Linked DNA regions of Homo sapiens: region 2 is linked to region 1. The links are chromatin loops, found by intact Hi-C in ENCODE. Cell type or tissue: heart left ventricle. All regions are shown on one strand. Links, peaks and the distances in the headings refer to the core of each region. The heading gives the core; the rest is flanking DNA.

The links. Hi-C counts contacts between places; a loop is a spot of excess contacts. Peaks named below come from ENCODE experiments on the same cell type or tissue, not always from the same donor. Only the 100,000 strongest peaks of a DNase experiment are listed, where the experiment ranks them.
Region 2: a loop joins it to region 1, with 2.1 times the contacts of the local background. A loop is called at or near these places in 18 of 110 quality-filtered maps.

The regions. Positions count from the first base shown.
Region 1 is chr6:140,068,449-140,081,116 of GRCh38, reverse strand. The region is part of intron 1 of LINC02941 (long intergenic non-protein coding RNA 2941); the gene reads right to left. The region is part of intron 2 of LOC107986652 (a long non-coding RNA gene); the gene reads left to right. Among named protein-coding and RNA genes, the nearest start is that of LINC02941, 98 kb to the right of the region's middle. In heart left ventricle, for the core only: no CTCF peak of the experiment used is centred there; no DNase peak of the experiment used is centred there; H3K27ac peaks cover 1,178 bases.
Region 2 is chr6:139,967,186-139,979,853 of GRCh38, reverse strand. LINC02941 (long intergenic non-protein coding RNA 2941) reads right to left here and starts at 3,535. Exons shown (of 2, transcript NR_121623.1): 1 at 3,422-3,535. LOC103352541 (a long non-coding RNA gene) reads left to right here. Exons shown (of 3, transcript NR_121624.1): 2 at 981-1,232; 3 at 1,450-1,504. In heart left ventricle, for the core only: no CTCF peak of the experiment used is centred there; no DNase peak of the experiment used is centred there; H3K27ac peaks cover 2,493 bases.

The DNA.
Region 1 (12,668 bases), core at 2,212-10,211:
TAAGTTATCTGAATTTAGGCAAGAATTAGGAAGAAAAAACAATTCTCAGTTCTTCTTCCTAAATTTGTCTCTCCCATCTTCCCCATAAGGAGCCCCGCTCTTCCCACAGGGACCAAGGTAACTATTTGATAATTCCTTCTTTGCAGCTATTTCCTGATGAGCTAGATGGAGAATTCACAGATTAATGCCAACCTCTTCAAATAACTGTATATGATGAAAAGGAAACACTGGCATGGTTTGTCCATGTGGCAGGTTTTTAATATTTATTCAAAAAATATATACTGGAAGGAGAAAACAGATATGGGAAACTAAGATGTATCATTCATATAAGAATACAATTTTGTCTATTAATGACCACAGTGTGTGATATTTAATTGGTCTTCAGAATAATTGCATATCAAACCATCTAAATCTGATAACATGTTTGGTCAATAATGATCTCCACATAGGTTATTGAATTTTTGCCCAGCTGGCACTGGTTGAGGCCCAGGGAAGCTCTAAGTTTAAAAGAACTTGAGGAACAAAAAAGAATAAAAATTAGGTACAAGCCTTTTAAAATTTATGTTGATCCCAAGTTCACTATTTTGCCATTTGGGTAACAGTTATATATTTTGTGGAGCTCCCATGATATCTTAGACATAAACCCACACGAAGTAGATATTCAGTATCTATGACTTAGGGGATTGGCTGATCTATTTCATCTCTTTCCTTCTAATGGTTGTTCAATAAGTCATACAGTAACTACTGTAGTTGCTGTATTGAAGTAGTCAAGTGAAAAAGAATATTTTTTTCTCCCTTGAACAGTATTTTCTGCTAACACAGCACACTTGTAAAAGCCCTTGAATATTTCAGCATAGGCATCAGATAAACATATAAATAACTAGATAAATAACTGACAAAATGCTGCAAATTATTTGGCGATAAATATAAGCACACCACAAATTACAAGGTTAATGCTTAACATCTTTTAGAAAATGCTTCTAAACTAAGGCTGTATTGTTAACATGAGATTACGGAAAAGGATTTTGTAATACTTAAAAGTTCTTGGACTGTTGGACAGTGAGTATTTTCTAATTGCTGAGCAAAAATAACAATATGGCATGATTCAATTCTGTAAGATTGAATGATTAAAAAAATCAAAATCAAAGGCTCTTCTGTTTGTACTATGAAGCATTTGGAGTTAAATTGTAAATAAGGACTGGAAAGAACGCATACAATTTAAGTAGCAGTCAGGACCAGTGGAGTATAATTTTTGGAATGCTTAAAATGATTATGAGATTGAGTAAGAAAATCGTAATGCCCAATTTTCTCTGAAAAAAAAAAAGTTATAGATGCCCTAAACAAGACACCAATGGTTGATAAAAAGGCAAAAATAAAAAATTTGGTCCCTGAATGATGACAAGTCAATGCAAATAGTGTGCTTTCCATTGGAAGCACAATTCCATATGTTCGTAGGCCAGCTCTGTCAGGCCCATTGGCAGGCCGTCCTGCTGTGCTCATCCTCAGTATGACACTCACCAGGCAGAGATGATGATGTATAGAAGCCAGGAAAATTTCCACTACGTGTCATGATCATGAGAGGCATAGCCTAGCTGCTGCTGAATGGTGGCAGCAGAAAATTCAGTCAACATATTTTAACCTTCAGAGTTATTCAGGCACATTCTGATCTCACCAAATGAGCTGATAAGAGTGAAGTACAAACTTGGCGTCAAACAGCTGTTTCCAAACAACCAATGGGAGGCAAGGCAAAGGAGTGCTTTCTTTCCGTTTTTAGGTACAGTCAGTGCTTTTCAAGGCTAAAACTTCAACAACAGTTTTTCCATTGCATAAAACAAAAACAGCTAACCTTTTAAATGTATAGGAACACAGTGGGGTAATAAAAATAAAAGGAAGAAGAGAAGAAGAAAAAGAATAAATGGAAGAATAACTTAAATGTTATAGGGTAAAACCAGCCAGGTTCTAAAGACAAAGCACTCTATGAACATTAGATTATGCAGTTGATTCGACCCTAATTCAAGTCAAGCTGGTTCAAATGTTTCACTTGAAATTTTTTTGTCCTTTTTTGCTTGTTGCTTATCCTGAAATCTGATCTACTTGTAGGTTTAATGCAGGGGACGGGCAAAAATCTGACCTATCCTTAGTATTGTAAGGGATTGCACTAAATGTGGGAGTAAGAGCAATAATTCCACAGCTTCCTTCTTGGAAACAGGCCCAGCTTGAAGAAATAAAAATAGAAGTGTCTGAATGCAACTAAAAAGCTCAGCCACATGGAATTTAAATGCCAATTCCCTTTAGCCTTTTTTTTTTATTTTTTTAGTCATCAAAATTCCTAAGCCCACAAATTCAAAAACTCTTACAGTCCAGCATCTTTTCTGGTAACCCATCACTTGAAGTCACATTGATCCAAAATGACTGCATATTGAATAGCTTCAACCCAGCTGTCCTCATACTTTTAAAAAATTATTAAGTTTAAAATGTAGATAAATAAATACATATGCCAAAGGGCACTAGAGTTCCAGGACAGGACTCGTTTAGTTGATGTTCATCCTTATGATTCCAGAATACACTTATATTAAGTTTTTTACGTTCTAAAAAAACACATTTTAAATTGAAACAAAAAAATTCCTAATATTTTTGCCAACCTCTGTTTCTAATTTGCCCAAGGGCCCTGTTTAGCATATTTGCAGTATCATATATTCAAAGTGGAAGAACGGGAAACAAAAAACAGATTTAGGAAACCAAGATTTACCACTAGTATGAGATGATAATTTGGTGTATCTCATGATGACTACATACATTAATTGTTTTTATGAGTGCTTCCATATTTTAAATTGTCTTCTGGATGGTAGATATATCAACATTCTCGGAAAAATTGAATTTCTCTGTCACTCTGCTGTTCATTGATCTTTTGTCTGCATGTGGTCTTTTTGAAATTAAGTGAAACTCTTTGTTTAAAAGAGATACTTAGGGTGCAAAGAGGAATAAGAATCTGGCCTAGGCCATTTAAACCCATGTTTATCCAGTATTCATCATTTTCTCCTCTAACATATGAACGTAGTTTCCAAAACCACAAATCTCACAAGTGTTTAGATCCAGACTTGTAAACAGGTTTGATTTCCTTTTACTGAGCGTCTTCCTTCCTCTTCTCTTATTGCATTCAGCTGGCTCTAATTCCTTCTGGTGTACTTAAAGAAATGAAATATTTTGTCTGAATTAAGAATAATCATGTGTTTGAGAAGATCAATCCTGAAACAATAGAAAAGTGAATTGTTTCCAATGGATCTGTTTACAATGACTGAGCAACTAGGATTTGGATGAATAAATAAAAAGACCAGTAATTTTATTGAGTTATATTGTTCAATTTCAATTGTGTCTCTTAACATAAACAGCTTAGTGATTGATGTATTATTGAATATTCGTGGAGTGTGCCTGTAATGAATATGTTTATGAGTGACCCTCTGAGAGTAAATCAATGTTAGAAAGAGACCTCTGTTTTTTAGGAGTTTAGATGATTGCAAATCAAACTTTCAAATGTCCAGATTTTAACACCTAGTACTTTGAAATTTAGAGGGAAAATTAAAAGTACCCAAAAAGCAAACGAGCCAGTGAATTATGGGAAAGAAAAAAAGAAAACATTTTTTTTTTCTTTTTTCAGACAGTGTCTTGCTTTGTCACCCAGGCTGGAGTGCAGTAGTACAATCACAGCTCTCTGCAGCCTCGTGCTCCTAGGCTCAATCTGTCCTCCCACCTCAGCAGCTGGGACTACAGGCATGCAGGACCACACCCAGTTGATTTTATTGTTTTTGTTATTGTTGTTGTTTTGTTTTTGTTTTTATTTTTTCGTAGAGATGGGGTCTCACTCTGTTGCCCTGGTGTGTCTTGAATTTCTGGCCTCAAGAGAGCCTCCTACCTCAGCCTCCCAAAGTGTTGGGATTACATGTGTGAGCCACCACATCCAGCCAGAATTCTTATTAACCTTTTTCAGTATCTGAGGCCATTATTTGGAAGCATCCTTAAGAAAATGACCAAAACATCACCATGACAGAGTCAAACACACTAGTGTCTTAAACAAATCATGCTCTTTTCTTTTAAAATTATGCAACTATTAATAGGCATGTAATTCTACTTATTATTCTCCCTAGTGGATAATTTATCTCTGTGAAAATGCTCCTCCTAGTAAGGTATTGAACTACATTTTGTCTTGAGCTTCATAGATGTCCAAGTATCTGAATTGATTGATGAGGCAAGGATATTCAATTGCAGAATCCCTCACTTCTATACAATTCATGATCTCCCTCAATTACTCTATTTTCTAAATGCTTATGACCTGGTCCAAGGAACTCGTAAGTCTTAGAAACGTATCTTCCACCATTCTTGGAATCGCTGCCCACAAAAATCATACACAAATGGGATGCTTCAATAATTTCTAAGTGGGGGAATGCCTAGGAAATGCAATAGACTGTTATCCTCAATCAGGAGGATATACAATCTGTTGATACAGCCTGGGGTTAGACAAGTAATGTCTCTATGACAAGGTGCTAAACTATGCTCTATCTTCCAATAGTACCTCTTCCTTCTCACATCTTCCAACTGGTATCTCTTCCCAGATTCTCTACTTATTCTCTTTTTTTCTATATACCCATATATACAGAAATATCTTTCAATCATATGTGTACAACTCCAAAATTCTTATTTCAAGATTAAATTATTTCTCAAGCTTATTCCTGTCTTACGTTTTCAACTGCCTGCTACTTTCCCCCCAAAATCCACATTCTGTTAAACCAGATGTCCTTCCTGACTTCTTTATTTCTATGTATGTGCCAAAATTCCCCTAGTCAGCTTAAAATTCAGTCATCTTTTTCCATTTCCTGTCTTCATCAATTCACTACTATCACCTTACATTTACATTTTGCTCCACAATTTTCAAACTGTTTCTATCTATATATTTTTATTTAATTGTAATAAATATGTGAAGTATGGGGAAATAATGCCTAGGTACTTGCTAATAGTAGTCCAGTTCATGAACCAGTAGCATGGCTGTCACCTGCGAGACTTTCAGAAATACAGAAGCTCAGCCTCCATCCCAGACCAACTGAATCAGAATCTGCAATTTAACAAGATCCCTGAGCAAATGATACATTATGGTGTTTTAAGTATTAATCTATTACTTGGAAAAGGTAATAGATTTGCTTAAGATATCACAGGCAGTAAGTGGAAGAACCAAAATCGAAAACAAAATATTCTAGCTTTCCAAGCCCAAATACAACGTTATTACAGGTGTGGTCCTCAGACCAGCAGCATCGGCATCATCTTGGGAGCTGGCTTAGTAAAATACAAATGCTTGGGGCTTGCCTCAGACCTCTAAATCAGAATCTCTGGGGGTAGGGGCCAAGGAATCAGTCTGTTTGCAAGTTCTGTTGATAATTCTTACATATGTTAAAGCTTGGGAAGCACTACTTTAATGTAAAATATATCTACTGAGTTCAATTAGGTGCCACTTTGTCTGCCATCATTCCTTCTTTTCTATGTCCTTTTCCACCTTCATATCTAATTAATGATTCCCTTTTAGGAAATAAGCTAATAGCCGTCTTCTTCTTTAACCAACCAATCCAGGTATCTCTCTCTCTCTAAATCATCTCTTATGCATTCATTCATTCAAAAAACATTTCAGTGTCTCAGACAATAGGTTCATTGCAAAAATTTCAGTGGCTCCCACTGCCTCCAAAACAAGGCAATTCTCTTCACATTGCCCTTAATGAACCTTTCCATTGCCATTAATGAACCTTTCCATTGTCCTTAATGGGAACCTCAAACTCCCATTTTTCTTATCTGCCACTGTTGTTCTGTATAAGGCTATACTCCAGACAAAAGGTCAGGAGGAAAAACCCAAGGCAATCCACTAAAACAAGGACATACCTCTAGGTGAGATTCTGTCTCCAGCAGCAGAATCTGAGCTGGTGTTGAGTCAAAGCCTTTGCAGGGAAGACACTCAGGCTCTTCCTCCTGGAGCCAAAATTTATCTTAAAAAACGATTGGCTGGCTGGGCGCTGTGGCTCATGCCTGTAATCCCAGCACTTTGGGAGGCCGAGATGGGTGGATCACCTGAGGTCAGGAGTTTGTGACCAGCCTGGCCAACATGGTGAAACCTCATCTCTACTAAAAATACAAAAATTAGCTGGGCATGGTGGCACATGCCTGTAATCCCAGCTACTCGGGAGGCTGAGGCACGAGAATTGCTTGAACCCTGGAGGCAGAGGTGTCAGTGAGCTGAGATCACGCCACTGCACTCCAGCCTGGGCAACAGAGCAAGAACCCCATCTCAAAAAAAAAAAAAAAGAAAAATTGGGTTTGACTCACTGTCAGAATTGAAAGAGGCATGGATGTATAGTGAAAAACATGGACCCAGACAGTTTTTCACAGTATGGAGGGAGTTTTTTGAATGGTTGACAATCATTTAGTACAAGCACCAACTATGAAGCCACATAGATGAAGAGCCATAAACATAGTTAGAAAGACTATAGGTAGAGGGCCATGTTCTTTGAATTGCCCAGTGTCAGGAATGTAATAGGCATTAGAGAACTTCAAATGACTCCTCATCTTATTCTAAACCAGATAACTGGGTTCCACTGTGATGGAACGTCTTATACTAAATCCAGTGCCTTATCGGCAACAGCCTGAGGTGTTCTGATACCCACTGAGGACTTTACATTACAGCAGTAATTCCCAATTTTGGCTGCATGCTAAAATCATTAGTGGAGTTTTAGAAAAAAAAATTATACTTAGTGCCTTTATCCAGAGACTATATTTAATTGATGCAGAGTGAGGACTGGTCATTTTATTTTATTTTTACTTCCCCAAGTAATTCTAATGTGTGTTCAGGTTTAAGAACCACTGCCCTGTACAGTGATCCCGATACTATGTGACCTGGTAAAATGGTAAACATCATACCACACCATCTTGTGAAATGGCAGTCTAATATAGTAGGTCTGGGATGGGGCCCATCATTCACGTAACTAACAATTTCCCAGGTGATGCTGATCCTACTGATCCACAGATCACACTTCAGGTAACAAGGCGCCATATGACTCAAACTTCCATTATTGTTTCCTCTGCCCTCCAAATGACTTTTTCCTCTGTGTGCAGTCAAAAATGGAATCCTCCCTTTAAAAGGGTCCCCATATATCTTATATAGTTTACTCATTCATTCCATAAATATCTGAGTCCCTACTGTGTGCCAGACATTGTTATAAACGGTGTCTAAAGTGGCTATAACTTATCCCAATCAACTTCTTTCAAATAAACGTCTGAATAAAATAAATCACACTATGTAAAATCAAGAAGCTGATATTGGCATTCTACCTTGAAAATGTGCAGATCCGTGGCTGTCTTGGAAATGGCCAAACAAGGCAAAGGGAAAAAGTATGGTATAGTGTGGAGATTACGCAACACAGGATAAAGAACAGAAGCCTAAGTACTGTGTATCTGAGTCTCTGTTGCCTCATTTTTAAACAAAGATGATGACAGTAGCAGCATCACAGGATTGTTGTGAGTCAATAAGAGCCTGCATTTAACAGTGTTTGTGAACAGAAATGTATTATATTATTCTCATAAACTGGCTCTTTATATTGAAATCCTGAGAAAATTTTCCAAAAGATTAACTTCTCATTTATGTGTAATTCCTTGCAAATAAGTTCTGCCAATTTTTTTAACCATTTAGCAGCTTTGTGAACTTAGCATAAATTTTTTAAATAGAAGAGGAAAAATCAATGATAACAAAGCTAATATGTCTTTTCCTATAATAAAGACTTCATAACTACATACTCAGATTACATATGTAGATTTTTAAGTATATGAGCTTCAAATGAGTTCTTTGTACATTTTAGAGATGCTATAATAACTTCAAAGCAGTAAGGGGAGGTAATAAAATATGCAAAGCCCTACCATATAGACAGTTTCCAAACACATACTGATGAGAAGATCATCTGTCTCAACAAAGTCACATGCATCCTATTAAGAAAAACCCTTTACAAGTGGTTTCTTTACATCTCTTTCTTATAAAGAGAAGGGAATTGCCATCACACCCTTCAAAAACCAGGATGCTTCTTGTTTTATAGATCATAGAAATTTTGCATGATTATTTTCTGCTCTTGAATTGGGAAATTCTTCAACACACAAAGTAGTAAGTTTAGGTCATTTCCCCCTTTTTTAGCCTTGGCAACAAAAACTAAACTTGAAGAAAATATTTTTAAATACTTATTTTTTTAATAAAAGTTAACTCTAGTTATTCATACAAAATTTCAAATTTGTGCTGATTTTTCTCATTGCTTTTCATACTTTGATTATATTTGTCCAATTTTTCTTCTAAAATAAACTTTGGCTTTAGCACATCTACAAAAATGCCAAACAGGAAAACAGGACAAGTTCTAATGTCTATCAGGGTTTTGGCAAAAACCCTCTCATGTCTATCAGGGTTTCTGTCTGCTACCGTACAAACTCAAATGAGGACATGAGAGTGCTTTTTAAAAGGTTGTTATGCTTAATCTTTAAGTTTTCATTAAATTAATACTGTTCTACTATATGATTTTTTTAAAAAATAGCGCTGACAAGTAAGTGTTTCATTTCCTCTTCTGCAAAAGAGTCTCAAAATAAGCAAACAAATAATATCTGAAGAATAAAAAACAGAACAAACAGCTCTGAAAAAGACAGGTGGCAATCAAAGTCGTACATATTCCTGTACTATGATTAGTTTGAGAGGCATAATGTTTATGAATAAGAAACATATTTTTGCTACTGATCAGATTCAAATATTCTAGAAACTTGGAATTACAAACATTTGCTTCTTTGCCTGTCAGGGGGCAAATACAGGCAGCAGCTAGAGAATAATTAGTAGAAATATGATGGCAGGTAGTAACATTAAATATTATTAGTTAAAATGACAGAAGTGCAAATTGTGAAAACTCAATATATGGTCAGCAAGGCATAATTGGAAAATATGTCTTAAAAGGTTAGGCTGTGACTCAAGGAAGTTTAATCTAGAAATAATATCTTTTTAAAAAAATCATTTCAACATAGATCATATCCGCTGCATCTTCACAGGTCAAAATAAATTGCCCTTTTCCTCTGATGGTGAATCATAATAGTTTCACAACATGGTCTTAAAATCCACTTAGATAACAAATGGTTGAAAATAATGAATTCTAGATTTCTTCCTTTTGCCATCAGTCACCTTGAAGATGGACTTGACTTCACTGAGGATAAGAATAGTGCCTTACTCATTTCTCTCTCTGTGGCTCAATGTGGCCCAATAATGCTTGTTAAATGAATAACTGCTGCCAACAAATGCTTGTTCAATGAATGAATCAATCAATGAAGAGGCACTGAGGACATATCCTCCCCCACAGAAAGCCTCTCATGACCACAGTGCACAATTACAAAACCAAAATAGTAGCTAACAACTTGAACTCCTGTATAAAACCAAAGGAGCCTCTTTGGGAATGTCCTTCTATCTGAAACAGCAATATAATAGTTAAATCCATTTCACCATAAGCATTTAATTATCCATTCCTATCTACTCATTTAGGGAGGTGCTGTTCTCACTGATTATTTTACAATTAGAATGGAGTTCAGATTTGTGGAAGAAAATGGGGAGAAATTTGGGCCTTTAAAAAGTAACTAACATTTTGTGCAAACCACACAAACCTCTGAGCCCTATTAAAATTACCGATAAGCAATCTTAGAAAAACATTCTCCAGTAATGGCTAACTGGGTTCTTGCAGCAAAGCAAATTGTTTTTTCTTGGCAAGCATCCCACAAGCAATAGGCAGCAAGAAATTGTTTGTGCTACACATACAAGTTCTCATGTGTATCTGCAATTCTAATGCCAAATTTGGTCCTATCTCAAAAGCCACTTTAACTGAAAAGACAACTGCCGGAGACTTTACCAGGATATCTAGTCAGGAACTCCAAGATCATCAGAAAGAATTTCCATGTATTACTGTGGCCGGTATGGAAAATCACACTGTCCATTTTGGGAAAAGATTCCTACACATTTTCTTCTCCTTTCTCCTGGCAAGAATTTTTGTTTGGTCAAGGACATCTGGTTAGCATGTAGCACACAGAAAACATACTGCTTGTCTTTCAGTAAAATAAACTTAAAATAACTAAAATGACATCAATGTCCAGAAAAAAGGAAAAACAGAAGAAATGTGCATTGGTGCATTGTGATGGGTCATTGGAGGGCTTGCAGTGGCCAAGCCAGGTGGGCTAAGCTAGAATAGACAAGTGAAGATCAAGAATTTGAAGCAATGTTTTGAATGAGATAGAGATATATAGTGGAACCACTGAAATTTAAGTAGTCATTTCACAGGAAAGGGGGTTCTATGGAATAACTTCTCAGGAGAGAAGAGTGTCGACACAAATAAGGAAGGTTCTATAAGTGTTCCTGAATAGATGTGGGTAGGTGCCAGGTTTACACACACACACACTCAGACATACACACACAATTTGGCTGCAAGTATATAGTGTGTATTTTTAGAATCCATTTATGAGTTGATGTGACTTTGTTGTTCCTTGAGAAGTAAGAAATGGCTTTCAACTAAGTTAAGCAAGACATAAATAACTGATTTTCAGGATTTATTACCTTTATAGATAATACCTATATCTTAAAACTAACTGCCTTACGCATAGAAAAGAATAAGTCAACAGAGAGAAAGTAAAGGCTGGAGAAAGGATTAGAAAGCAAGGGGGGACTGCCTTCAGGACCTCTATCGCTGACCAATTACATGGGTTTCACAGGAGATCACCCAAATATGAAGTATATGCAGAATTGAGAGTTTGTGCCAAGCTGCCATTGTCTTCTGACATCCATTAAACTTATACTACAGTAGTCCCCCCTTATCCTCAGAGGATATGTTCCAAGACTCCCAGTGGATACCTGAACCTGCAGCTAGTATTGAACCCTATACACACTATGTTGTTTTCTATACATACATACCTATGATGAAGTTTAATTTATAAATTAGGAAAAGTAAAAGATTGTCAACAGTAACTAATAACAAAATAGAATGATTATAACAATATACTGTAATAAAAGTTTGTGAGTGTGATCTCTCTCTCTCTTGCTCACTCTCAAAGTATCTTATTGTACTATACTCACCCAATTTTGAATCCCAGTTGGCCACAAGTAACTGGAAACTGAGGAAAGGGGGGATACTGTATTCTGTCACTTACACATGACTCTGCTTTTTTCCTATCCAAAATCACAGAAGAAAGCACTCTTTTAAAAGATTTATTTATAAATTTAGTCTATTAAGTGGAGGTTTATGTGGTGATAAGGCAAACAAAAAAATGAGAACCAGATTGTTTTTCTGTGTGCAATAATTCCTGCCAAGGAAAGAAGCAAATCAAGGAAATTTTTTTTTTTTGATTTTAAAAACTGTAAAGTTTCCTCTTTATGAGTCTTCACATTATTTTAATGCTTTGGTGACATTTTCTGTAATACTTTTAGTTTTAGGGCATGTGGATAAAAAAAGTAAAATAGAAAACAGAAACCATATTTGAAGATAAAAGTGAGAATATTATTATTGCTCTAAGTAACAAGAAAACATCCAAATTAAAAAAGATGGGTAAAAATCTTGCTGATGGTTCCTCTATAGGTCATATTTTACTCTTTCTAGCTGTCTTGAAGTTGCCAAATTCTATGTTCAAATGTCCAGCTTCATGGAGATACAACTTTTTATCCATGGAAATAAATACTGAAATAAATTATATTGGTTTATAATTTATTTTGAGACTCAGATTCTGGATTTATACTTATTCCTGGATGTATTTTATTGTCAATTCATGCTACCCTTATATTAGAAACCTGGAATGGAAATTGCTCATATTTATTGTCCTGCAAGTACAAAATTTCTCAGTGTTCACTGCTATTCAATGTAGTATCTGCTAGAATGGGTCACTGTTTCAATCCAGCTGTATTAGCACTTTATAAATGCAATAGAATCAAATTCTGTATTGGAAAAAACTGAACTCTTTGGAATATGTCAGTAGTTAAAGAAGTAAGAGAAAAAAAAAACCCCAACATTCCATGAGCTATATGTAGCAATAAAGAATATTTAAATATGGAAAATTTCCAAGGAATGAAATCAGGGTTGGGAAGTAAGAAAAATACTGCTGAAATATCTTCAAAAGTAAATTAAACGTCTATGGGAGACTATAATGTCTAGCAAGCACAGTTTGCAAACGCTGATGTCCTGCATGCCATTACACCACCAGTTCAGCCTCTTTCCCCTAAAACATAGCTGATTGCTACGTTTCTTGCACTTTGTCTCCATGTGAACAATGGTTCCATTTTATAATGGAAAAGATACAAAAATAGGATAGGTGTCTTGAGATTCACACTGCAGTAACACTCTACTAAAGATATTGGATGGATTGCTGGATTCCTGAGTGAGATGTGATGCAAAAGTACTCCCAAGGTTTTGGATTTTCAGGGAATCACACTACCATGGTGCTGCTAACTTACTTTGTAACATAGACCACTTAAATATTCCAGAATCTGGGGTTAACGAGAAGTTAGACAATTAACGTATTATCATTGGAGTTGCCTCGGCAAGATCCCTCTCCAGCCAAACCTAAGAGGAAGAAAGAATAAGGACTGAGCTCTGAGC
Region 2 (12,668 bases), core at 1,593-9,592, 100 kb after region 1:
ATATGGAAACTCTCTACTTTCCACTCAACTTTCCTGTGGACCCAAAACTGCTCTAAAACAAAAATAAAGTCAATTACAGTAAAATACCTGCATAGGACATAACTTCACGACACTGTTCAAAACATTTTACTTATTTTGTGAATATAAGTATATGCAATTCTTGTAACAATATTATGAGAGCTATATTACTACTATTATCCCCTTTTTGCTGATGAGGATTCAGTTACCTGACCCCAAATGTCATGACTGAGAAGTACCAGAACTGCCGCCTGGCTGCAGCCGACACACCCGTCCTTACTCCGCTTGGGTGCTTCTCAGTCATGCCAAACTAAGTCTCCAGCCACACATTCCTTCCCTTCGCCCCAAGCACAGTTCTTAAAGCTATTAGCTATGGTTGTTCTCATAGGCGTATTGTGTACTTAACAGTAAATATACACGCATAAAAAATATTTCTGCATGTGCCACTCTGAAGGATATGCTTTATATTTTTAAAAAAATGGAAGTGAAATCATTCCCAACAGTTTTCTCAGTAAAGATGAATATAAGGATTCACTTGAGTTCATCAAAGTGCCCCACAGATTCTTTGGTTATCTGTCTAATTCTGACATAATTCTGGAGTTTTTATAACTCACTTGGCAGTCTACTACAACCTTGATTATCCCATGGTTATTTAAGGAAGTTTTTATTTTTTAATATATTTTCTGTTTTACAAATTATCTGATGATGTGTATCATTTCTAAAAACAGAACAGAATCAACATTTTTTAAAAGTTTAGTCAAGAAAGGGACATCTAAATTGTTTAGATAACTGTGGTGACATAGACCAGAGAAGGTTTCAAAGGAAATCACTGTTTGTTCGTGAAGTGCAAATCCCTTTCCAGGAAATTAGTATCATGAAAATTATTACCAAAAAATCATAAATATATGCAGGGTTTTGTTTTGAATATATCTCTCATTAAAAAAAACAAATTATTTTTTCAGATGGAGTTGCTTGGATACAAGGAGAATCTTACAGAATACAAATGAACTTGAAGGCATTAGTAATATTTTCAAAATAATAGAGAAATGACACAAAGAGTGAAAGAGGTGAAATCTGTCTTTGATGGGAATAATATCTAAAAGGAGTATTGTACATATCTGCTGGCAGCTTTAAAAAAATTAATGATTACTGAAATTCAGAAATGTCAACAGTATGAAATGAGCAAAATTACTTCCCTAACAAGATTTTATAAGGTGAGCAATTGTTTTGAACATTTTCTAACCTTAACTTTTCTATTTATCTTAAGAATTTAAAAAACAAACAAAAAAAAACCCTAGTGTTTAAATATGAAAAGGAGACTTGTGGCAAATTCAGAATATAATAATTGACCATTAAAATAGAAATGCCTTCTCTAACCAGAAAAATGAATAAGGAAATTATAACTTACATTCTCTATGGATGTCTTTACAGAGATAAAGTAGTGGGATATTTCCTTGAAATAATGTTCATCATCAATGCTGAAGTTTACAGAGGACAAAAATATGAAATCATGTGTTCATAGACAGCCCCAGGACACACACAGTGGATGCATTGTGTTCTCCTGGGTTGCATAACTACTTTGAAAGAAGTTTTCTTTTCTGTGTCATAAAAGAAGACTTTTTGGCTCTGCCAGGATACTCTACCATTTGGCCCCATAGACTTCAAGCATGCCTGAAGATACGTGCCAATGGCTTGTTGGTTTTTGAAGATCATTCTGATCTCTGCTGAGTTACCCAACTGGACTCAGAAGGGTCTGACCCACGTGCCACATTCCAGCTGTTTGCTTGTTTGTTTTTAATCTCAACCTAGTTTAATGGGAAGAAGGTGAGTCACCTTGTGTGTATGTCAGCTGATATTTATGTCATGGAAACTTAAAGGGGATAGACTTGAAATTGAAAAGATAAGATTGTGATTGAATGGGCCTTGTATAAACTATGTTTTGTTTTTGTTCTCTTGCTTACTTACCTTGTAAACAGATTCCTTGAGTCTTAAACCAAGGATCTTAATCTTTGGTATTTACAGAGCCTTTCTTCCATGAAGCAGAGTTATTTAGGATGCTGCCAGCAAATGAGCTCTCAACTGGATCTGTCGTCATCATCATAGAACTTACTATGGTCTGGTAGTATTCAAAGTGCTTACTTAAATTAATTTCTGGAAACAACCTCACACATTTGACTCTATGTATTTTTCCACCTCATGATGAGGAAACAGACACAAAAAGGCCAAATGATTTTTTCAAGGACATTCAGCTAGGAAAGGGCAAAGACAGGCACAGATGAAGAAATAATCACAGGCACAAACGAGGTATCTGTTAATAGAGATCCTAGGAATCTGTGACTGTCAATATGAATTACAAATATGAAAATTATTTGTTGAATCAACAAAGTGGAAATAAAACTATTTTTTCTTAGCTGATTTGGTAATGACTAACAGTCAACATACCTATTAAGTGGTTTTGGTTGAAATAATTTAATTTGTTGTCAATACTAGTTCCCCCCTTTAAATTTAATGATACAGTTCCAATATCTAGATGAACAAATAAAGATAGGAGAAAGAATTCTATATTTTAGTCATTTCTGCTTATGGCCTCAATTTCAGATTCCAGAAATCCATAGCTAAGTAGTTATAAAGCAATTACAGTTGTTAGAGTAGCCCAGGATGGCTGGACAAAGTTGAATATTTCATGACTAAAAACAACAACAGCCAGGCACAGTGGTTCACACCTATAATCATAGCACTTTGGGTGGCTGGCTTAAGCCTGGAGTTCGAGACCAGCCTGGCAGTAAACTGAGACCTTGTCTCTATAAAAGATACAAAAATTAGTTGGTGTGGTGGTGTCTGCTTGTAGTCCCAGCTACTTTGGAGGCTGAGATGGGAGAATCACCTGAGCCCAGGAGGTTGAGGTTGCAGTGAGCTGAAATCGTGCCACTGCATTCCGTCGCTGCACTCCAGCAGCCTGGGTGACAGAGCGAGACCCTATCTCAAAACAAAACAAAGCAACCAAATCAATTCTCACTAAAAATAAACATACCTAAGACATCATCGTATATTTTAAATTCTTTCTAATTAAAGCAATGTTACTAAATATATTTTAAAGAGGCTTGTTATAAATGAAATACTTACAAGGTCATTGTACTGAATTCAAAATTTTTGTTATATGGAAGTTGTAGAACTTTGGGATTATGAAATACTAACACAAGTAAAAAATATAAAGTCCAATCTTTGAAAAGAAGATACTTTGTCTTAGTCAGTTTGGGCTGCTACAACAAAATACCATGGATGTGGTGGCTTCAACAACAGACATTTATTTTCTCACAGTTCTGGAGGCTGGGAAGTCTAAGATCAAGGTACTGGCCGATATGGTTCTTGGTGAGGGCATTCTTCCTACCTGATAGATAGTTACCTTTTTGCTGTGTGCTCATATGATCTTTCCTCAGTACCTGAGCATGGAGAGAGAGAAAGCTCCTGTGTTTCTTCATTTCCTTTGAAAGACATTAATCCCATCACGTAGTCCCCAACCTCATGATCTCATCTAAGCCTAACTACCTCCCAAAGGCCCCACCTCCAAATACCATCAAGATGGGGATTAGGACTTCAACATATGAATTTGGGAGTAACACAGTCAGTCCATAGACACTTCTAGGAAATCTTTTCCATGTAGTCCAGATGCATCTAGCATGCAAACCACAACAGGCTACAGAAGTGACTTGAGGGCAAGAAGAAAGATCCTTCTTTCAGACCCTAAACTCATCTTTCATGGGCCCAGGAAGGAGCCCCCAGCATGGAGGATACCCAAAGACTGAACAATAATATGAGGCTTGAGGCTCACAAATAAACCTCATTAAGAGAGAACTGGGAAAAATCAGAGTCAGAGAAAGAAGGAAAAAAGGTATGGCGGTGGGTAATGGGATTTGAGGTAGGAAAGGAAATGGGAAGGAGCAGAGCACTAGGAGGGAAGGGGAGGCGAAGGGGGAAGGTCAAAGGAAGAGAGAGGGAAGAAGATGACAAGAGCGAGCATAGTTTCACTTTCTCAGCATTAAAATCCTGAAATGGACACTCTAAAAATAAAAACTACAGGAGGTGGGGATTTTACCTGTAAATAATTTAAAAATCACTGAGCTTCCTGCCATGATAGCGCAGGCTATAGATTCCAACAATCTGAAGTGATTTTAAACGTCCCTCTCTAGAGAATAAGTAATAACATCCATCTCCCCCATAGAACAAAATTCCCTTTCTTGATGGAACTGAATGGGGTCAGTGGCATTTTTTTCTTGGAATCTTCACCAGCCCAAACTATAGACATAAGCCAACTTTCACAGAGGCTAGAGATTGTTAAGCTGTGGCTTGTCACCTATAACCCATTTTTATAAAATGTGAATGAAGGCTACTATATTGTTAGTGGCCACCTGTGGACATAAAGAATTTATAAGAGAAAAGTCAATAATGTCTTACCATGTAAGCACATCTGAAATACTGATATGATTTCAGCATTAAGTAAACACTAAAGCAAATTTGGTGACTAGTTGTATGTGTGATACACATATACATATGCATGTATGTATACCATTTAAAAAGAAACACCAAAAAAGTTTAAAATACACTGATTTTATGACAGCTGAAGAGCTAATTGTTGCTTTCCACTATTAAAACTTGGTAAATACCAATAGGAGAGGAATTGCTCAGCTTTAGGAAGGGGTAATTAGGTTTAATGGAACCAGTTGAGAAGAGGAACATTAAGCCTGTTGGGAAAAATTTCCTCCCAATGAAAACTATTAGATAATGGAATCACTTTCCAAGAGAAATGCCTGAAATCCTATCACTGAGGATATTTAGGATTCAGCTGGACATTACAAGACATTCCATGTCTCAGACTTTATGCCCTTTTATGTCCAAAATATGTTAGTATTTTATTTGATGAAATATATTCCAATCCTTTCTTCAGGACTACATATATAAAGAGACTGTATATGTGTATAAATATGCATATATAGTATAAATACATACATATATGTACTATATTTAGACTGTATATGTACAGTCCAAATATACACATAAATACACATATACATATACATACGTACTAAATATACATATACATATGTACTATACATATGTAGTCTAAATATAGTACATATGTGTATATGTGTATGTAGAGAGAGATAGGTAGATAGGCAGGTAGGTAGATTAATTGATAAATAGATAAATAGATATAAGGGAGAGAAACAGAAAAAGAATCTTAAGATTCAAGGTTCTTTTCTGTTTGTTTTTAAACTTGCAGGTTACAAATGAAAACACTAAAAACTGTGATTGATGAACAATAAAGAAATATACTCAGATAACAAGCACCTCCCTTTTTCTTGTTATACTAATTTCACCCTCAAGAGTCAGAAGCAACCAGGTTTGCATTTATTTTCAGTTAGTACTGGTTGCTTCTGAGAATAAGCCCAACTATTAATCTGAAATTCCAATAAAAGCACCAAAAAAAAAAAACCTCAGATGACAAAAATTAAAAATGTTCAGACTCTTAGTGAGAATTTAAGGTTCAATGACTTATCTAACTTTTTCTTGTAAAAAGAACAATCACTTTCAGAAAACCTATGCCCGCATGGAATGATGCATCCACTTCCTCCTAAACATAGATCACATTATCAGTGTTGCCAAATATATCAACAACAGCCTGACTGTTGAACACCATGTTTATCTAATGGACCATAACAGACAGCGAGAACAAGCACAGTTGGAGACAGCAATCTCTAAAAGTATTTCCAAACCAGCATCATTCTTTATTTTTTTTCTTTCCTTTTTCAATTAAGGGAAAGGGAGTTATTAAGCAAGACATACAAAAGCACTGTTAGGATAGCTCCACTGAAACCATTTCTTTCTGCTAAAATGTAAAATAATTCTGGAGGGTCACATTTTTATGTATTCACATGAGAACTAGGACAGAGAAGAAGGAGGGCCGTGGAGTCAAGTTTACACTGGACACCTAATCAAATCTGTTGTGAATTGCATAGAGAAAATTCCTAAGGACTCCAGAGATAAATTCTCAACTTTTCCCCTGTGCAGAGTGAAACAGTTCAAAGCTGAGGATCAGGATGGGACTGAGAGGGATTTTATTTAAATACTTGTGAGAAAAATAATGCAATTATTCAAAATGTTTAACATGATTTAATTTCAGGAATGAGACAAATTTGTTATAAAATGTTGAGAAAATACGGGTAAGTCAAAAGGAGAAAATAAACCACATATAATCCAATAATGCAGAGATAAGTGCTATTAAAATTTTGGTTTATATTTTCCCAATCTGATATGTCCTGAAACAGGTATTTTAAAAACAAAATAGAATATTTTGTATAATTTTGTGTAGTAATATTTTTCAATACATATCATATTCTGCACATTTTTCATAACAATATTTTTCTATAACACCGTTTAAATTGCTATTTGATACTCTGTTACATCAAGGCCCTCTATTTATTTTTCCAGCCCCATAGTGTTGTTACCAAACCTTTGCTATTATTAATAGTTCTGTGATATGTACTCTTACATTGTACTTTTATATGTGACCATAAATATTTCCTTAGAATAACTTACTTGAAGTGTGTCATAAAATGAACAAAACTCCAAGACTTTGTAACAGAGTGAAAATGCCCTTTATAATGTTTGTAATAATTTTCCTCTCTGCCCACAACAATGTTTATTGTGGTTTTGACAGAGTACCTTTTGTGTATTTGTTTTTGTTTACTTGAACCTATCAATCTTCTTTTATGGTTGCCTTCATAAGTTAACATTAAGAAAATTGTCACTATCTAAGATTAAATAAGTAATATATAAATAAGCTATATAAATCAAAAAAATTAAAAGATGAACATTTATTTTCTTCAAGTGGCTTTATACATCTTTTTAAAATATATAATATTTGCATCGTTATTTATTTATAATTTATGTTGATAAATAGTATAAAACAAAATAAGTTGTTACCGAACTTTCTCAATACATTTGTTAAATAAGCCATCTTGATTTGCTGATTTGATTTTATAGCACCGATTTGATGTGCTACCTCATGAAATTATTATATGCACACTATTCTTTATTTAGTTGAATCTGTAAAATTATTATAACCACTTCTTTCATGTGTCTCTAAAGAACCCAGGAGTCGCAATTATTTTACCTGTGCAGGAAGCAGTTAAAATTGATCAGCTTTTCATCATCTATGTCTATGTATTCTCAATTATTAAAAAAAAACTTTAAATATTAATCTTCCCTCAAAAATCTTAATCCATGAATAAGAAGAGTGTAGAAATCAGTAAATCATATCAAAAGGGTTTATGCAGCAACCACACTAGGGTGAGGAACCAAATTGCAAGAGAAAAATGTACTCTCATTTAAAGGACCAATAGGGTTTCCATTCTTCTTTTTTTGCTTCCTGTTCTTTCGTTACATTTCATTAAAAGCAGAGATTCTCAAAGAGGGGTCCCCAGACCAACAGCATCACATGGGAACTTGTTCGACAAAAATCATCCCAGACCTACTGAATCAACAATGGGGCCCAGAAGCTATGCTTTCACAAGTTTTCTATGTGATATTGATGCACACAAAAGCTTGATTTAAAAGAACTTTTTCAAGAAAGAATCTGAATAGAACCCACAGAAAATATTATGGTATCTGTGACATGATGGTACAACAAGCCTTTACTGAGAGATTTAATATAGACCTTTCTCCATTTGTCCTTTCCCTATTTATTATGTATGCATTCATTTATTAAACATTTTTTATATACCTCGATAAGGGCTGGAAGCTGAGTATGGACACTGAATAAAACAGATCACTTGCCCTCAAAATATTAGCAATTTATATATGGTTTTGTTCTACCTTGAAGGGAAAAGAAAACAAAAACTTATAACAGAAAAGAAAACTAGACTATTAGTTCTTTCATTTGTCAAGTTTTTTTTTTAAATACACATGGCTAGTTAAAATAAAGCCAAGTATTCTGCTTCTTAGAATATAAGCTTTTTTGTTGAAAAAACTTATGATAACATTCAAGATGAGAGCCTACAAAAATAGTACTAAAATGATCTTTAATTAAATTGCATATTACAGGGAGCGAGGTACGGAGTCATTATACTGAAACAATCAATCCAGAAAAAGCCCAAGGAAGGTGAAACTTTTGGAAAGAGTAGATAATTGACAATTTAAAGTTATAGTAATGACAGTGACAGATAACTGAGGCGTCATTGAAAAGGATCTCTCTGGAAGTGAAGAAGGACCACATGATGTATAAAAGATTGAGAAACAGCGACAATTTAGATTTGGGGAGTAGACGTAAGAAATGGAAGGAGAGAACAGGATGATTCTGAGTATTAGAAACTCAAGAAAAAGGCATAACCACAACCTTTTTTAAAGATGAGGACCAGGACTAACTAACTGACACGTTTGCTTTGTGCTAATTATGTTAAATCATTAGTTTCTCTCCTCTAAGCCTGTGCCTCTTTCCACAGTGAGCAAAGCAATCATTTGTCCTAACATCAAATCTCTTCCTCTTTAGGCTCAGCTCAGGACATACTTTCCCTGACAAACCCCTTCCCCATGCTGACTACACAATTCTTCACCTGGTGTCTTATTCAAACTCTTACGATAATTACAGGAGACCCAGTGCAATTTTAATAGCCCGATCCAGATTTATGAATGACATAGTGAGATAAATCAACTCAGCTTGCCCCAAAGGGTAGGTAGTAATGCAGAATGATACAGAAAAAAAAAAAAAAAAAAGGTCTCTAGAATGTTCAATGGGATACTTGCAGCAGGGTATTTTCCACTCTTAGGGAAAAAAAAGCTCTCCACCGCTAATGTCTGATCACACTCCCATATCAGCCAGTATTTGTTCTCTTCACCTAGACAACTTCTCATTCTTCAGAAAGAAATTTAAGCGTCATTTCCTCCATGAAGCTCATTCTAATTTGCTTGGACTATTCAAATTTTCCTGTGAGAGGTTCTTATTGCTTTTGGATCCCTCTTCACAAAACTGACCACAATTATAACTTTACATATATTTATGTGATTAAAGTTCACTTACTTCCCCTTTCTACATCTATTTTTTTCTTTTTTGAATCAGAACCTAAGGTACTGTCTAACACATGGCAGCTGCTTACAAATTCTTTAAATACTTGTTGAATGAATAAATGACTATTCACATCCTTGAACAAGTAAAGCAACCTCCCATTCCTGACTTTTAAGGTCTCTTTTACTATTGTTTTCTCTGTCTAGAATATTCCTCTCTTGAAATCCATATCTTGTTCCCACAGTGCCATCAGCAACATTTGTCAAATTATCAATAGAGGTCTTTCATCCTGGTTTTTTTTTAATTTTAAGTTCTGGGGTGCATGCGCAGGATGTGCAAGTTTGTTACATAGGTAAACATGTGCCATGGTGGTTTGCTGCATCTATCAACCCATCACCTAGGTATTAAGCTCAGTATGCATTAGCTACTTTTCCTGATGCTCTCCCCAACCCACCCTCTCCCAACAGGTCCCAGTGTGTGTTGTTCCCCTCCCTGTGTCCATGAGTTCTCATTTTTCAGCTCCCTCTTATAAGTGAGAACATGTGGGACTTGGTTTTCTGTTCCTGTGTTAGTTTGCTGAGAAAACAGCTTTCAGCTCCATCCATGTCACTGCAAAGGACATGATCTCATTCGTTTTTATGGCTACATAGTATTCCATGGTGTATATGTACCACATTTTCTTTAGCCAGTCTGTCATTGATGGGCATCCTGTTATTTTAATACAAAAAGCCACTTTTCTTTCTCATAAGTTCTTACATATTCCCATTTACTATTTGTTTTCTCCCCAACAGAATAAACTTCTATGAGAATAAATACTGACTCCTTCATTTACTACTGTATTTCCAGCATTGTACTGTGTTTGAAGGAGTGAAAAAGGAAATTTCTACCTCTCCTGTGTTAGAGTAACTGAAGGAGACCGTCACGGGACTGAGGTGCACCAGAATTTACCAAACTGATTGTAGTAGCCACAAGATAAGGATACTGTCTATTTTATGTGGTTCAGACTTGGAGTAACAAGAAGTGGAGCAGCAGGGAGAAGAAAAGGGAGGTGCTGTTGTGTACAAACTTGAGGATGTGTTGTCTTTAGCCACTGTTACCAAAGCAGATGACATCTCAAGATTTTAGACACTGAATGGCATGAATGGACAAGGCAAAAAAAAAAAGGCTTTTTCAAGCATAAGCTAATAATTTAATGCTAATATATATTTTTCTGTTAAATTAATATAAATATAACTCTAGGCCAAGAGCCCTCGCAAGATACAGGTGATAATGGAAAAAGAACATTGCCTGGTCCCACATAGGTGGTAAATGCAGAGATACTCCACTCACCAAAGTGAGTTCATTGTAAGAGTTATAATCTCACCTCTTCATGACAATTGCCAGGATCTTATGAACGTTGTGTGCATTGTGATGTTTATTTTATTTCTCATTGCCCTCCATAATGGACCTTGCTGTGTTCCCCCAAAATTCATATGTTGAAGTCCTAACTCCCAATACCTCAGAATATTACTGTATTTAGAATGACCTATTTAGGGACATAAAGGTTAAATGAAATTACTGGAGAGGGCCCCAGTCCAGTTTGACTGGTTTCATAGGAAGAGGAGATTAGGACACAAACACACACAGAGGAAAGACCATGTGAACATACACAAAGAAGACGGCCATTTGCAAGCCAAAAAGAGAGACCTCAGAAGAAATCAATCATGCCGACACCTTGATCTCAGAATTCCAGGCTCCAAAACCATAAGAAAAAAAATTCTGCTGTTTAAGTCACTCAGTCTATGGTATTTTGTTTTGGCAACCATAGCAAACTAATACACACTCTATTTTAAACAGTTTTAATTTATACTTACAAACTTAGTAAAATGCATAATGCCCGAAAGGCCTATTTGCTGATTTATTGAATGAGAATGGAAAAAATAGTTAAATTTAGAATAGATATCAGCAAATATTAACCACAACGTGAAATAGACAAAGTGTTTAGAAGATATTTACTGGTGATATATTTGCCTGAGAAGAAACCCCTATCATTAGGACAATGGTTCTCCAAGGAAGTATATAGATTGCACTTCATGTACACTGATACCTGAGAGTACATAATTTACACATACTGATAAATGAGAAAATACAACTGGAAAGAGAGATAAAAGAAGTATGTCCCCAAAGAAGTGACAAGCAGTGGAGATTTGGGAAGATACAGGTGTCAAAAAATAGATTATTTTTGGAGGAGTGGGAAGGAGCAGGAGATCATGAAAATGACAATGAAGAAAAGACCTATGGAAATGATAGCAAAATGAGTCTAAAATGTAAAGCAGAGGCAGAAGAGCAAAGAAAAAAGATGATTATTAGCATCACTGACCCATGGGCAAGGGCCCTAAAACTTTTTAAGGGTCATTAGGAATATCTGAAGTTCGCACATAAAATGCATTGAACACAAACATGAAAAGAAAACTGGAAAACCAAATTTTAAGATACATAGGGTTTACAAATTATGTCCTCTAGTCAACTGTATTTTATAAGTATACGGCAGTTATGTATCAGTTTTATATTACGTGGGGGAAAAGAACATTTAACATGCTCGGTATGATTCATGTGGGCGTGTAAGAGAGTCAAGGATCTTAGAAGTTTTTTTAAATTGCCCCAGAAAAAGGTGACAAAGCAATGTAGAGGAGAAGGAGGATATGGTAAAGACAGTATGACTTTATGTAAGGTATGGAATTGTGAGCTTTTTAGCAATTTTTATTGGTACCGTCAGACAGTTGTTCCTAGAAGAAAACATTGAGGGAAGTAATAATCAGTGCTGAAAACTCAGACATCATGTTTTGTCTTACTTTTTGGCATTATGGTTGCTAAATTATAATGCAAAAGCATATTCTTGCATTAGCAATCCAGTTTTTCAAAAAGCACATGGTTATGTCTAAATGATAGCAGGTAAACATTAATTGAACACACTCAGTGAAAGAAATATGCCATCAGAGGAAAAAGCATCATTTACCAATTGCTTGGCATTATGAAGAGAACTTTTTTTCTTACTTTTTCAAGAGATTGAATCACCACTTCCTTTAGAAATGACCTAATAAAACATATTTGGTTGCTCACATCAATATGAATCCATTGCTCAGTCAAACATGGCCACTGTTGACCATTAAAAAACAGTGTTTCTGGGGAATGCAAATAAGCAGTTATGTTAGTATCTTCAGAGAAACTTCTATAACAGTTCAAATAGAATACAAGTCTATTGATTAACACTTAATTAAAAAGATAAAGCAACCCAGTGTGATTTCACACTTGAAAGAAGAATTATGACAACTTAATTTAATGCCAAAATATGGAGTTTTATTTTAATGGAATAGTATGGGAATTTTAGGGAGGGTATAACAAATAATAAAAATCAGGATGTTTATCATATTGATAGGGCATAATAAATTTTTACAACATTCTGCCAGCATGTGAAACCTGAAAATAAATTTGACTAGAAGATAAAAAAGCCTGAGTTTCAGTTCTCAGAAGAGGGAAATTGATTGTTTAAGCCATAAAAATTAAAACCATATCTTAAATTTTCCACCATTACAGATTCTAAGGCCTAGAAGTA